4 separate regions of the Mus musculus genome follow, and regions 1, 2 and 3 are each linked to region 4. A link is a contact called in ENCODE Hi-C data. All regions are on one chromosome and are shown on one strand. The core of a region is the stretch at or near the end of the contact, and the rest is flanking DNA. Distances in the headings are between cores, read along the strand shown. Region 1 overlaps Baz2b (bromodomain adjacent to zinc finger domain, 2B). Region 2 overlaps Fmnl2 (formin-like 2). Region 3 overlaps Gpr107 (G protein-coupled receptor 107). Region 4 holds the start of Slc2a10 (solute carrier family 2 (facilitated glucose transporter), member 10).

What was found. Hi-C counts contacts between places; a loop is a spot of excess contacts on that map.
Region 1: a loop to region 4 is called in a map of T-helper 1 cell, with 336 times the contacts of the local background. The contact joins the enhancer-like site here to the promoter of Slc2a10 in region 4. A Hi-C loop is called at or near these places in 2 of 37 maps with a recorded cell type or tissue (T-helper 1 cell and T-helper 17 cell).
Region 2: a loop to region 4 is called in a map of T-helper 1 cell, with 73 times the contacts of the local background. The contact joins the enhancer-like site here to the promoter of Slc2a10 in region 4. A Hi-C loop is called at or near these places in 2 of 37 maps with a recorded cell type or tissue (T-helper 1 cell and T-helper 17 cell).
Region 3: a map of T-helper 17 cell shows a loop between it and region 4 (65-fold over the local background). The contact joins the enhancer-like site here to the promoter of Slc2a10 in region 4. A Hi-C loop is called at or near these places in 3 of 37 maps with a recorded cell type or tissue (T-helper 1 cell and T-helper 17 cell).

What each region holds. Positions count from the first base shown.
Region 1 is chr2:60,041,596-60,044,295 of GRCm38, reverse strand. The region is part of intron 2 of Baz2b (bromodomain adjacent to zinc finger domain, 2B); the gene reads left to right. Among named protein-coding and RNA genes, the nearest start is that of Gm13572, 5.8 kb to the right of the region's middle. Within about 2 kb of position 1,414, at least 1 of the 3 ENCODE cell types and tissues checked has a DNase peak (open chromatin) inside an H3K27ac peak, as active enhancers do.
Region 2 is chr2:52,957,881-52,960,595 of GRCm38, reverse strand. All of the region lies in intron 1 of Fmnl2 (formin-like 2), which reads right to left. Among named protein-coding and RNA genes, the nearest start is that of Gm52511, 50 kb to the left of the region's middle. Within about 2 kb of position 1,432, at least 2 of the 3 ENCODE cell types and tissues checked have a DNase peak (open chromatin) inside an H3K27ac peak, as active enhancers do.
Region 3 is chr2:31,163,979-31,166,678 of GRCm38, reverse strand. All of the region lies in intron 1 of Gpr107 (G protein-coupled receptor 107), which reads right to left. Among named protein-coding and RNA genes, the nearest start is that of Gpr107, 13 kb to the right of the region's middle. Within about 2 kb of position 1,315, at least 2 of the 3 ENCODE cell types and tissues checked have a DNase peak (open chromatin) inside an H3K27ac peak, as active enhancers do.
Region 4 is chr2:165,502,484-165,505,183 of GRCm38, reverse strand. Slc2a10 (solute carrier family 2 (facilitated glucose transporter), member 10) reads right to left here and starts at 1,287. Exons shown (of 5, transcript NM_130451.3): 1 at 1,136-1,287. The coding sequence starts at 1,139.

The DNA.
Region 1 (2,700 bases), core at 165-2,664, about 110 Mb after region 4:
GAACTCAGAGGTCAGCCTGCCTCTGCTGTGTGAGTGTGGGCTCCTTCTGGGATGGGCGTTGGCTGTGGCCTCTGTGGATGAATCCCTGAGCCATCCCACTTAAGGTTGCTTCCTTTGCTTCGAATAGAAGTGAAGTTTCCTTATTGGTGTCCTTCTCTTGTTTTATTTAAACACTTTTGTTTAATTCGGTACAGTTTAATCTTTTGTTATATCAATGGAAATTTATGATTTTTAGTAAATACTGACTGGGTTAGTTATTGCTCTGAGGTTATGTGGTCATTGGTTTAAAATCACTCTTTAGGATTATCATATGATCAGTATTATTTTGTTTGAACACTGGATTGAGCCCTTGCATTCAAGTGTGTTAGCCAAGTGCTGTGTTGCTGAGTAACCCTGTCGCCCCCAGATTTTAATGACCTCAGCTATGAGACAGTTAGGCAGAAAGCTGTCTAATTTTTTTCTTTAATTTTTATAGTAGAACTAGAATTTATAATTACTCTTAGTTACTTTTTTAATAGCCTCATAATTTAGACATTAACGTGTTTTTCTTGTTGTTGTTTTGTTTGAGACAGAGTCTTTCTGTGTAGCCCTGACTATCCTGGAACTCGCTCTGTAGACCAGGCTGGCCTCACACTCAGAGATTCGCCTGCTTCTCCCTCCTGAGTTCTGGGATTAAAGGCATGGGCAACGCCCTTCTGACATTAATGTGATATTAAAATGCGAACGTAAACAGAGTTCCATTTAACTTTGGCTTCAGGCACCACTTCCCCGTCAGCCCCAAAGGTATTGAGAGTAAGTGGAAATCATACAAGAGAGACCTTGAGCCAGTCTCCTCTGCATCAGAGGTGAGTGGAGACTCGCGGACAGCTGCTGTGACAGCCACAGGGATGCCTAGCTCTGTGCTTAAAAAGCCTGTACTTTAAAAGGGTATAAATTGATTGGGGCATTCATACTTCACGATTAATAATACTAAATACGCTCATAACAAAACTATCAATCTTTAGAAAAAGTCTTCAGAATTACTTATTTTTGACAAATGGGAATTAGTAATGAACATATGTAGACCCCCAAAGTGAAACATTTTGAGAGAAATTTGATTTTTATTTAAAAACAGAATAATTTTCATGTTGATCGTTAATATACAGCTCTATATTATTGCATTTAGTAGTTGTCAGTGGTAGAAAGTTCTAGAGGATTAGTTAAAAGTGATTTAATATGCACTTAATGCTGTCTTAATTCATCCTCCTCGCTCACACTGACCGACAGTGCGCATATGGAACTCACAGCAACGGTGGGTAAGCTTTCCAGCCCAGCTCTGCGCGTCTCCAGAAAAGCCCTGCCCTGCATGCTCTGCCTGCTCGGCCTGCTGCCGTTGCTCTTCCTGAAGGAGCAGTAACAGTGCTGACGCAGCAATGCAGCTAGAGTTTGCATTCAAAATAAATGTGGGGGTCAGGATCAGTGCTGTATGACCTGAGCCTGGGTGTTCCTGTCCCAGCACTGAGTTCTTCAGTCTAAAGGACAAAAACACCAAACAGGTCAGGGGCTCACGAAAGGCCAGAGGAGGGACAAACGATGCAGAAGGCAGTGGCTCCGAGGCTGCCTTAATACATGTGTATCTCAGGTTGATGGTTGCTTTCATTAGCAGATCTCATTGTTATGCAATGTCTGTTTTGCTGCAGCAAAATGGATCTTGTACTCGCAGTCCTGTGTCTCTCTGATGCTGCAGTTACTGGAACATATGTCTGCCTTTGCTTTTCTTTACCATATTTTTAAGGAAAAGAAGGAAAATTGGATTCTATTGTTGCTGAATATGTTTCTCAGAGGCCTTTACATTTGTGTTATGGATATTTTCTATTTTTGTCCTCTGTTTACAATTATAAGATGTTAAATAATGTAAACATGTTAATTATCACATAAATTTTAGTGAATAGCATATAAGCTCAATTGATTGCACTAATAATTTTATTAGCTATGTAAGCATATGTTTTCTAACATTTTAAAATATTGGGGTCTTTTTTATTACAAAATATGGTAAGTAAGATTTGAAAGATGCTGCTTTTTACAATAGCAAAAATTGTAATAGAAATAACTACCGCTGAGATAAACTATTCCAGAGGTTTTGGTTTGAGATGAGCACTGAAACCTGGTTCAGACAGGCTGAGTGACTTCAGCCAGGGAACAGGAGGGGACGCTGTTGTCAGTGCAGTCATTTGGTGGCTTGACAGCACTTTATGAAGTCTGTTGGCTTGGGCTAGTGTTCTTAAGAATGGGCCCCATATGAGAACCTGGGTTTGTGTAAATACAGATTAGTTTTATAGCATGCAAGAACATATGTGATAATACCTGACCTTTTGTCCACGAACTTCAATCCTAACAATATCTTGGCTATATTAAGTAAACAGGATCTGCTCTGTATTCATAGTAAGTTAATTTGTGCTGAAAGAATTTGCTGCATATTGAGCTTCATTCATTATGAGCAATGTAAATGAAAATTTTCTAAGCTCTTTCAGAGTTAGTGAGGGAAAGATTGTGGGCCCAATTATCAAGACTCCAGGAGAGAGTCACCCTGGGTTTGAGGAAGCTAGAACTGATAGTGAGTGAGAAGTCATAGGACGTAATGTTAACATCTTTACAAGGGAGAAAAAGACCCACCCCATTGTGACTGTTGGATTTGCTATTACCTATTTATTGCACCTGAAA
Region 2 (2,715 bases), core at 183-2,682, about 110 Mb after region 4:
ACTGAGGCAGTGAGTGCACTGCCCTTTGGGGCCATTGCCCTTGGCCCTCTCTCTAATCCACTCAACAGCAGCAACAGCCACTCTGGGCCCTACAAGTTCCTATGATTCAGGGGTCCTTAGAAACAAAGAGCTTGAAGATAATAAAGAGCTCCTGGAAACCAACCCCAGAAGGCTACATTCTAGGGAAGTAGAAGAGTTAAGGGAATTTAGTCAACACATCCCTAAATCTTAGTGGGAGATGAAGCCATCCAATGCTTTTCTAATATCCTTCTTGTCACCAACGATCTGCCTGGGGAGTTTAACAGCTCTTCCTCAACTGCTTACACTTTCTTGGGCTTCCTTGTGGAATGGGTCCAGATGCCTGGGCAAGCTTCTTGTCACATCTGGACTTCTAAGAAAGGTATCTGGAGGCAGCAACACTGCAGACTTACTGTAAATAAGACTCTGACTTCTCCAGGCATCAGAACACATCTCAACTGTCACACCCATCCAAGAGCTATTTCCAGCTTGTGGTGTGAGGATTTTCACTCGTTTCCAGAAACTACTGGTAAGTACACAGACTGAGACATGCTACTGCAGAAAAAACGATGAACAGAAGGAAAAACATCCATCTTTATCACTTTATTACATTTCCCAACTGTGCTTATGTGTATATACACACACATAATACTAACCTTTTATTTACTCTGCAACAGACCATCTAAACTACTTAAACTACCAAAAGTGTGTATCATTTCATTATCTTACTTTTTCTTGTTTTTTAAACCTTGTTCTCTGCTACACAGGAGGAGCACATTAAGGACATACTGTTTCCAGTGAGGTCTGCCTTTCTGGTAAGCAGACTCTCTCTCCCTTTTGGCTCTCTGCTCACAAGGCACAGCAGATACAGCTTGCAGAACAGAACACACCTTCCATGGGGCTCTAACAGGGTCAATAGTGTAGCTTTTAACCCCCTTTCCCCCAACTCACCTGCTCACCTTCCCAGAAAGCTACTAACTCAGAAGGCAACCAGGAGTTAAAGTTTAGCTGCTTTTTGTTTCTTCTAGGAAGAGATAAAGGAGGCAGAAGGTGGGAGACAGAGGGGAGGGAAGAAGAAGAAAACAAACACCTCCCTAATCCACATACTGGCCAGACATCCCCTCTCCCCTCACCCCCCAAGCACCTGAGCTGAGCATTTTGCTCTCTTCTAGGCCATCAATCTCACACACCTAGCTCCTTTAAACACATGAACTTATGTCTTAGTCCATGGTTCCTAATTAGGGAACCTGTCAATCATCACACCAGGTCAGCAGCTTCCCCAGTCCACTCCCGACCTTTCAGCCACGGTTCCCTCTAACGCAGCACCACGCAGAGCCTAAACTGGTTTACTCTCGGACTGTGAAGCTGAAGAACCAATCATTGCATGAGATTAACCAGTCACTGCGGTCCTCCTGGCTGGGCGCCACCTCCTCCTGTGGCTTCAGACAAAGAGAGGCCAGGAAGCCTCCTCCACTGCGGGGAGGGAGGTTCAGTCTTCCCCTACCCAGCCCTTCTATGAGAGGGACGAACATCCCAATAGACTTTACGGGAACCATCTGGGCATCACATTTGTCCCATTATAAAACATTTTATTTTCCCCGTAAGGAGAGAGGTGGGGCGCAAGCACAAGATTCCTTGCTTAACCACATTCATTTGTTTATAAATAAGATTTGACTCCTTCAACATTCTGTGGAGTGGATGGTTTATGCTAGGAAAAAAAAAAAAAAAAATAGTGGCAGTAGCCCGGCTTAGCTTCCAGTGGGGCTTCCTGGAAACAAGATTTGTGTGAAAGGGAACAGGGCAAGCTTTGCTCTGAAATGCTAATAAAGGCAGGAGATGGCAGGAGCCTTGCCTTTTGCACAGCCTCTCCAAGTTACATCTTATAATCCTGAAACTAGCGTAAAGAGAAGTCCCTCAGACTTCCCTCCTGTGGCCCCCTCAGCCTTGCTGGGAACAGGGAGAGGGCAAAGAGTCTAATGTCTCTAGTGACCAAAGCAACAACTGTAGCCACTTTGGAATGAAACGAGGGAAGGGAGCCATACAATTAGGTCAGGGTGGCTTTGGGTATTGTGCCACACAGGCACACAAATTAATCTCTCCAGTTGCTGAAGGTCAATGCCAGGGAACACACTGGTCAGAGTCCTCTGGGGTCTGCGTAGTGGGGTTGGGGGTTGGAACCCCTCTTATCCACATGTGATCCTTTCGCTCCTGCCCCAATTCTATGGCCAACTTAGCTCATAAAGCCCTAGTTTATCAATATGGTGAGGTCACATTCCTCCCCAAACCAAGCGTCGAGCCTGTGAACCACAGTGGCAGATGGCTGAGCTTCTGTATATGTCTGTACTGCTACTGGAGGGCTAATGCACCCTATTTATTTATTCCGACAGCTCACTGTGAGGACACCGGGGACCTTTGACTCTGTCATCTCAAAAGCACAGAATCCTCTGTCTCAGTCTCCTTGTCCCTGAGCTTTGCAGGTGTCAGTACCACATTCACCAGGTACTAATTAAACACATGAACATGCACAAAGCTTTAGATCACAGCAAGCATAAGCATGGGACACAAACTTCACAACTGTGAGAGAGCTGAGCTCAAGATACACACCCAGCATATTTTGGAACAATGCATTAAATTCCTTAAGCAAAACAAAGGACCACAAGTTCAAACTTAGCAGCTCCAACAGAACACAGGGGAAGG
Region 3 (2,700 bases), core at 66-2,565, about 130 Mb after region 4:
TAGAGGAGGCCAAGTCACAGGGTGCACACCTTTAATACCCACCCAGGAGGCAGAGGCAGGAGGGTGAGTTCAAGGCCAGGCTGGTTTACACTGAGTTCCTGACCAGCCAGGGGTATATAGTGAGAACCTGTTTAAAAGAAAGACTAGCGGGAGTGGTGGCACATGCCTTTAATCCCAGAGGCAGGCTGATTTCTGAGTTCGAGGCCAGCCTGGTCTACAAAGTGAGTTCCAGGACAGCCAGAGCTATGCAGAGAAACCCTGTCTCAAAAAACCAAAAAAAAAACCAAAAAAAAAAAAAAAAAAAAGACAAACAACGGCCCCTCAAAAAAACATAGGGGGCTGGAGGCTAGGACCTAGTTCAGTTAAAAACACTTGCTGCTCTTCCGTCAACCATCTCCCATCAACCACATTAGGAGGCTCATAACCATCTGTAACTCCAGGGGATCTTTTGCCTCTGGCTTCTGTGAGCACCTGCATTCATGTGCACACACCCACATGCAGATACATACACCTACATAGAATTAAGAATAATTTAAAATTTAATATTTATGAGGCTGGAGAGATAGATCAGCGGTTAAGAGCATTGACTGCGCTTCCAGAGGTCCTGAGTTCAATTCCCCGCAACCACATGGTGGCTCACAACCATCTGTAATGGGATCTGATGCCTTCTTATGGTATGTCTGAAGACAGCTACAGTGTATATAAAATACATAAAATAAATAAATCTTTAAAAAAATACTCCCCACCCCCAAAATTTTGTAATGTATAAAAGAAACCAATTCTGGCAGGGGAGGGGAGTGTTGAAGTAAGTACAAGCGCCCTGCTGCCCTCAGCTCCTCCCAGACTTTTGTCACTTGACCCTAAGTGATAACCAGTATGCTGGGCCTTAGGGCAGAAGCTAATGCAGAGGCCCTCCCAGGAACAAGTCAAGTGGAGACAGACAACTGAGCAGGGGGAATCCCGGGCGTGCTCAAGCCTCAGCCCACAGAGAAACATGCCCAACCCCTGCCTGCTCCATGTCTCAACTGATGCAGGACAACACATTTCAGGACCAGGACAAGATATCAGCAAAGCCTTCTAACACAGCTTCGTCCTGACATGTGACATTACTGAGACTACATGAACTGCCTGTGACAAGGTGGCTCTTTACTCATAATGCTGGAGCTACCCAAACAATAGCAGCTGTTGATGGGACCCTCGCCTATAGCTACAAGTTTCCAGGCCTCAGGGGCTGTCAATGGGACCTTCTGAGGGACTAGGATAAGCCCCACCCACAAGGCCAAGAGACAATGCCCTGGAAAGCTGCCACCAGGAGGGTCTTATTCCCTGGCTGACTCTGGCTCCCCATCCCAGCTAGGTCTGAGGGTTGGAGCACTGGCCTTCAGCAACGGTCTAATACAAACTCTCTCCAGACTCCTGCAATATCTCAGAATGGCACTCGCTTCCTCCCCTCCCCGCTCCAGCCAGTGTTTTCAACTCCCTCTTCCCTTTTTTGGTCCTCTGGGAATTTCCTTTACTGCAGAGTTCAGCTAGGCATTTGGAGCAGTGTGCTGCCTCTCACTTCCCAGTGACAGGAGACTGAGGCAAACCCACACTCCCACAGAGAAGCAATCTGCAGAGCAAAGCAAGCCCACTCACAATACACACACACACACACACACACACACACACACACACACACGACAGGATTTGGAGGGGACGGTGACTGCTCCTCAGAGAAAGGGACTTTCCAGTCACTTGAGGGAAAGGCAAGGCTTGAGAAAACTGTAAAAGCACTAATAATTGTTTCCTGCTGGCTACAGTGTGTTTACATTGGGGAAATAACCTGAGTTGTACATTTATGTTCAGCACATACGGATTTTACTTTTTTCTTGTATTTTGTTTATTTACTTGTGTGTGTATGCACATGTCACAGTACAAAGAAAAAGTCAGAAGACAACTTGTAGGAGTCCAGTCCCCCCTTCCAGCATGGGGGGCCCAGGTCATCAGGCTTTCACTGCTGAGCCATCTCACTGGTCCCAAACTTCCATTTTCAGAGTATAAGTCTTCTACTCTGTCCAACATGTAGGAAGTTTACAGCAGACACACATGAGAGGCAGAGGCAGGTGGGTCTTTGTGAGTTCAAGCCTAGAACAGCTAGGGTTACACAGTGAGACCTCATCTTTAAACAAAGCCTCACTGAGGCTCTATGAGGAGCACCATGCACCTGACACAGCAGCACACCTGTAGCGCACACCTGTAGTGCACACCTGTAGCACACCTGTAGTACACACCTGTAGCACACCCCAGCACTTGGCAGACAGTGGCAGGAGGATCAGGAGCTCAAGAGGATGAGAAGTTGGGTGGCAGCTCAGTATTCCTGCCCTCTCCCTGCTACTCTCCTGGAAATGGCAGCCAAGCTCCCTGACAATGGGACAGTACATCCTCATGTGGGGACAGAGAGGGTCTGCCAGAGCATCCCAAGGCTGACCCTGCCAGACACCAGCAACAGAGAGGATGCACTGGCCACCTCCTGCACAGGACCCAGCAGGGCTCTAAGGAGTGCTCTGCAACAGGGAGCTGCCTCCCTACAACTCTACAAGGCGGGTGCTGCTCTGCTCAGGCTACTGTGGAAGAAACAGGCCCAGACAGGTAAGTGCTGGCTTGGACCAGAGAAGCAGACCCAACCCAGGCAGGAACTCTACACCTGGGCACTTACTC
Region 4 (2,700 bases), core at 38-2,537:
AGAGGGCTGAGAGAGTGAACCTTTCTGTGAACCACGTTATCTACAAATGGGACAATAGCTATCTCACAACCAGTGTTAGCTACAATGACTCTCCCCTGAACAGCCTAGGGTAAGGTTTTAACAGACAAATTACCCCATCCATCATTGCAGCTTGAATCCTCCAGCTTCCCTTGTCATTTGGAATGACATCCAAAGATCTCTTCATAGCCCAGCATGATCTGTCCCCTACTCGACTCTCAGCCCCCTCCCCTTATCCACTGAGTTGCTGTGCTACTGGCTTGGACCCCAATGTGCATTTCTGCCATCTGGGAGCACACACACACACACACACACACACACACACACACACACACCTCATTCCACCCCCACCTCCCACTCCTACTCCCCCACCTTTCCCCCCAATCCCCCCACCCACGTCTCAGCAAAACCCACTTCTGAGCAAGGCTTCAGGTCTGCCTTGGTCTCCTTTGCTACCAGAGGAACATACCTCCTGGCCTTCGTACCCCTGTGTGTGCCACAGCTCCTGTTCATTACCTGGTCCCCAGCTTCTCACCTCCGAGACTGAGAGCAGAGTCTCTTTCTTCACTGTGTGTCCCAGCCCCTCCCTGCGCGTGCTCTGAACCTCATGCCCACTGAAGAATGAGAAACTGACTATGCTAAAGGCATTTAAGTTTCTGAATCCAGAAAAGATAACAGAAATCTTGACCCCCTGTCCTCCTGGCTGGAACTCTGCATTAGTGGACCTGTCTCCTCTCACTGAAGTCAAATCCAGCCCAGGAGTTCCATCTTAATCTGTCCCTGTCAGTGCCCTGCCCCTAGGGCAATACCGAGCACTGAGGTGCTCAGCGACCTGCTGGCTGGCTTGGTTCCGGGGTCTATGACTCAGTTTGCAGAACTGGAGTCCCCTCAGAGCCCCCAACAGCCTCAACACCCCAAAGCGACCATGTCTGTGGAACTATCCCAAGGCCCTGTCTGCAGAATCATTGCCCTGGGGCTCCAGGGGGCTCCCTGCGGCCAGGCCACTCCCCTGGAAGGCGGATGGACGGGCGGAGGGGGTGGGGGGGGGGGACCGCCCTGCCTTTCGCAGGGTCCAGGGGAGGGGAGGGGTGGATCGAGATCCGTGGCCGCGACTTACCCATAGCTAGCGAGTAGCGCTGGGCGGCAGGGCTGGGCTCTGGGTCCCGCGTGTCCTGGTCAAATCCCCGCTGTAGCAGTGGCGGACAAACTTTCCCCAGAGCTGGGGCCTGCGCTCTCCCTCCGCCACGTTGGCCAGCCCGGTCTGAGCCTGGGGGGCGGGACGGAGGGTAGCCCGGTACCGCCCGACAGCCAATGCTGTGGCGGCCCTGCTGCCCCACAAAGGAACTTACTTCAAGTTTCCCCGGAGAAACTGTCACTCTACAAATAGTTTCCACAGTCACTGTGGCCCACCCTTCACTGGCCTGCCCAGTGTACACACACAAACACACACACACACACCCTGTGCCAGGTCTCACCCATATTCACACACACACACACACACACACACATCCTGTGCCGGCCTCTCCCATGTGTACCCCCACCCCCACCCCACTCAGCACCTCTGACATCACAGCCATTCAGCACCATTCCCTCTCCATCCCACAGGAACACTGGCTTGGACTTGGGGTGCCCCAGGGAACAAGGCAGACAAGGTCCTTCTTCCTATGGCGCTTACTTCTAAAGGCAGAAGAAAAAATGATCTAAAGGAGTCAGAGGAGCCCAGCAGTATAAGGAAGGGCAGCTGGAGAGCATTAGCCTGGGCACCGAGCCAGGCAGCTGGGGATGGCTGGGTTGGTTTGTCCTGATGGACCAGGCCCTGGGGACAGCAAAGGGGACAGCAAAGGAGCCAGTGGGGAACAAAGGAGCATACGAAGTGAAGGCTGAGGGTCTGGAATCTAGGGGTTCAGAGAGGTCAAGTGGAGAGGAGTGGGTGGACCAGGGCGCCATCCTGAGATCTTGGGGTTCTGTCAGGAATATAAGTGTTGGGTTCACTGCAGTGCTGGGAGCTGAAGTTAAGGCCTTCCGTATGCCAGGCAGGCACTCTGCCATGGAGTCTAGCCCCAGACCAGGAACGAGGAGTTTTATCCCAGTTGAAGGAGACAAATTCTGATGGTTACATGGGCAAGGATGGGAGCTGGGCAGCTGATGCAAAAAGAGAGGAAGCCATTTTGATGCTGATGGTTGGGATGGAGACATGTAGGCAAATCAGGGGAAGGCTTGGTAAAGATTGCCAGGAGGCTGGGCAGGGAGACGTAGGGTTCTGTGCCTACTGCCAAATGGCTTTGGGCATCCATGTAGAATGGAGGAGGGGATGGCTTTGACCCCTAGGTTAGGGACAATGCCAGTAATTCTCACTCCAGGACCAGAGGCAGGCTCAGCACACAAGTGAGCACAGCCCTCCCCAGCCTCTCCTTTGCTCACACACAGGCTTTGTCTCAGGAGCACTTTCTCCAAGAGGGCCAAGTGCCTTAGGAAAACACAAGTACCTTGACTGTGATGGTTTGTGTATGCTCAGCCCAGGGAGTGGCACTATGAGAAGGTGTGGCCCTGTTGGAGTAGGTGTGGCCTTGTTGGAGTAGGTGTGTTACTGTGGGTGTGGGCTTTAAGACCCTCATCCTAACTGCCTGAAAGCCAGTATTCTGCTAGCAGCCTTCAGATGAAGATGTAGAACTCTCAGCTCCT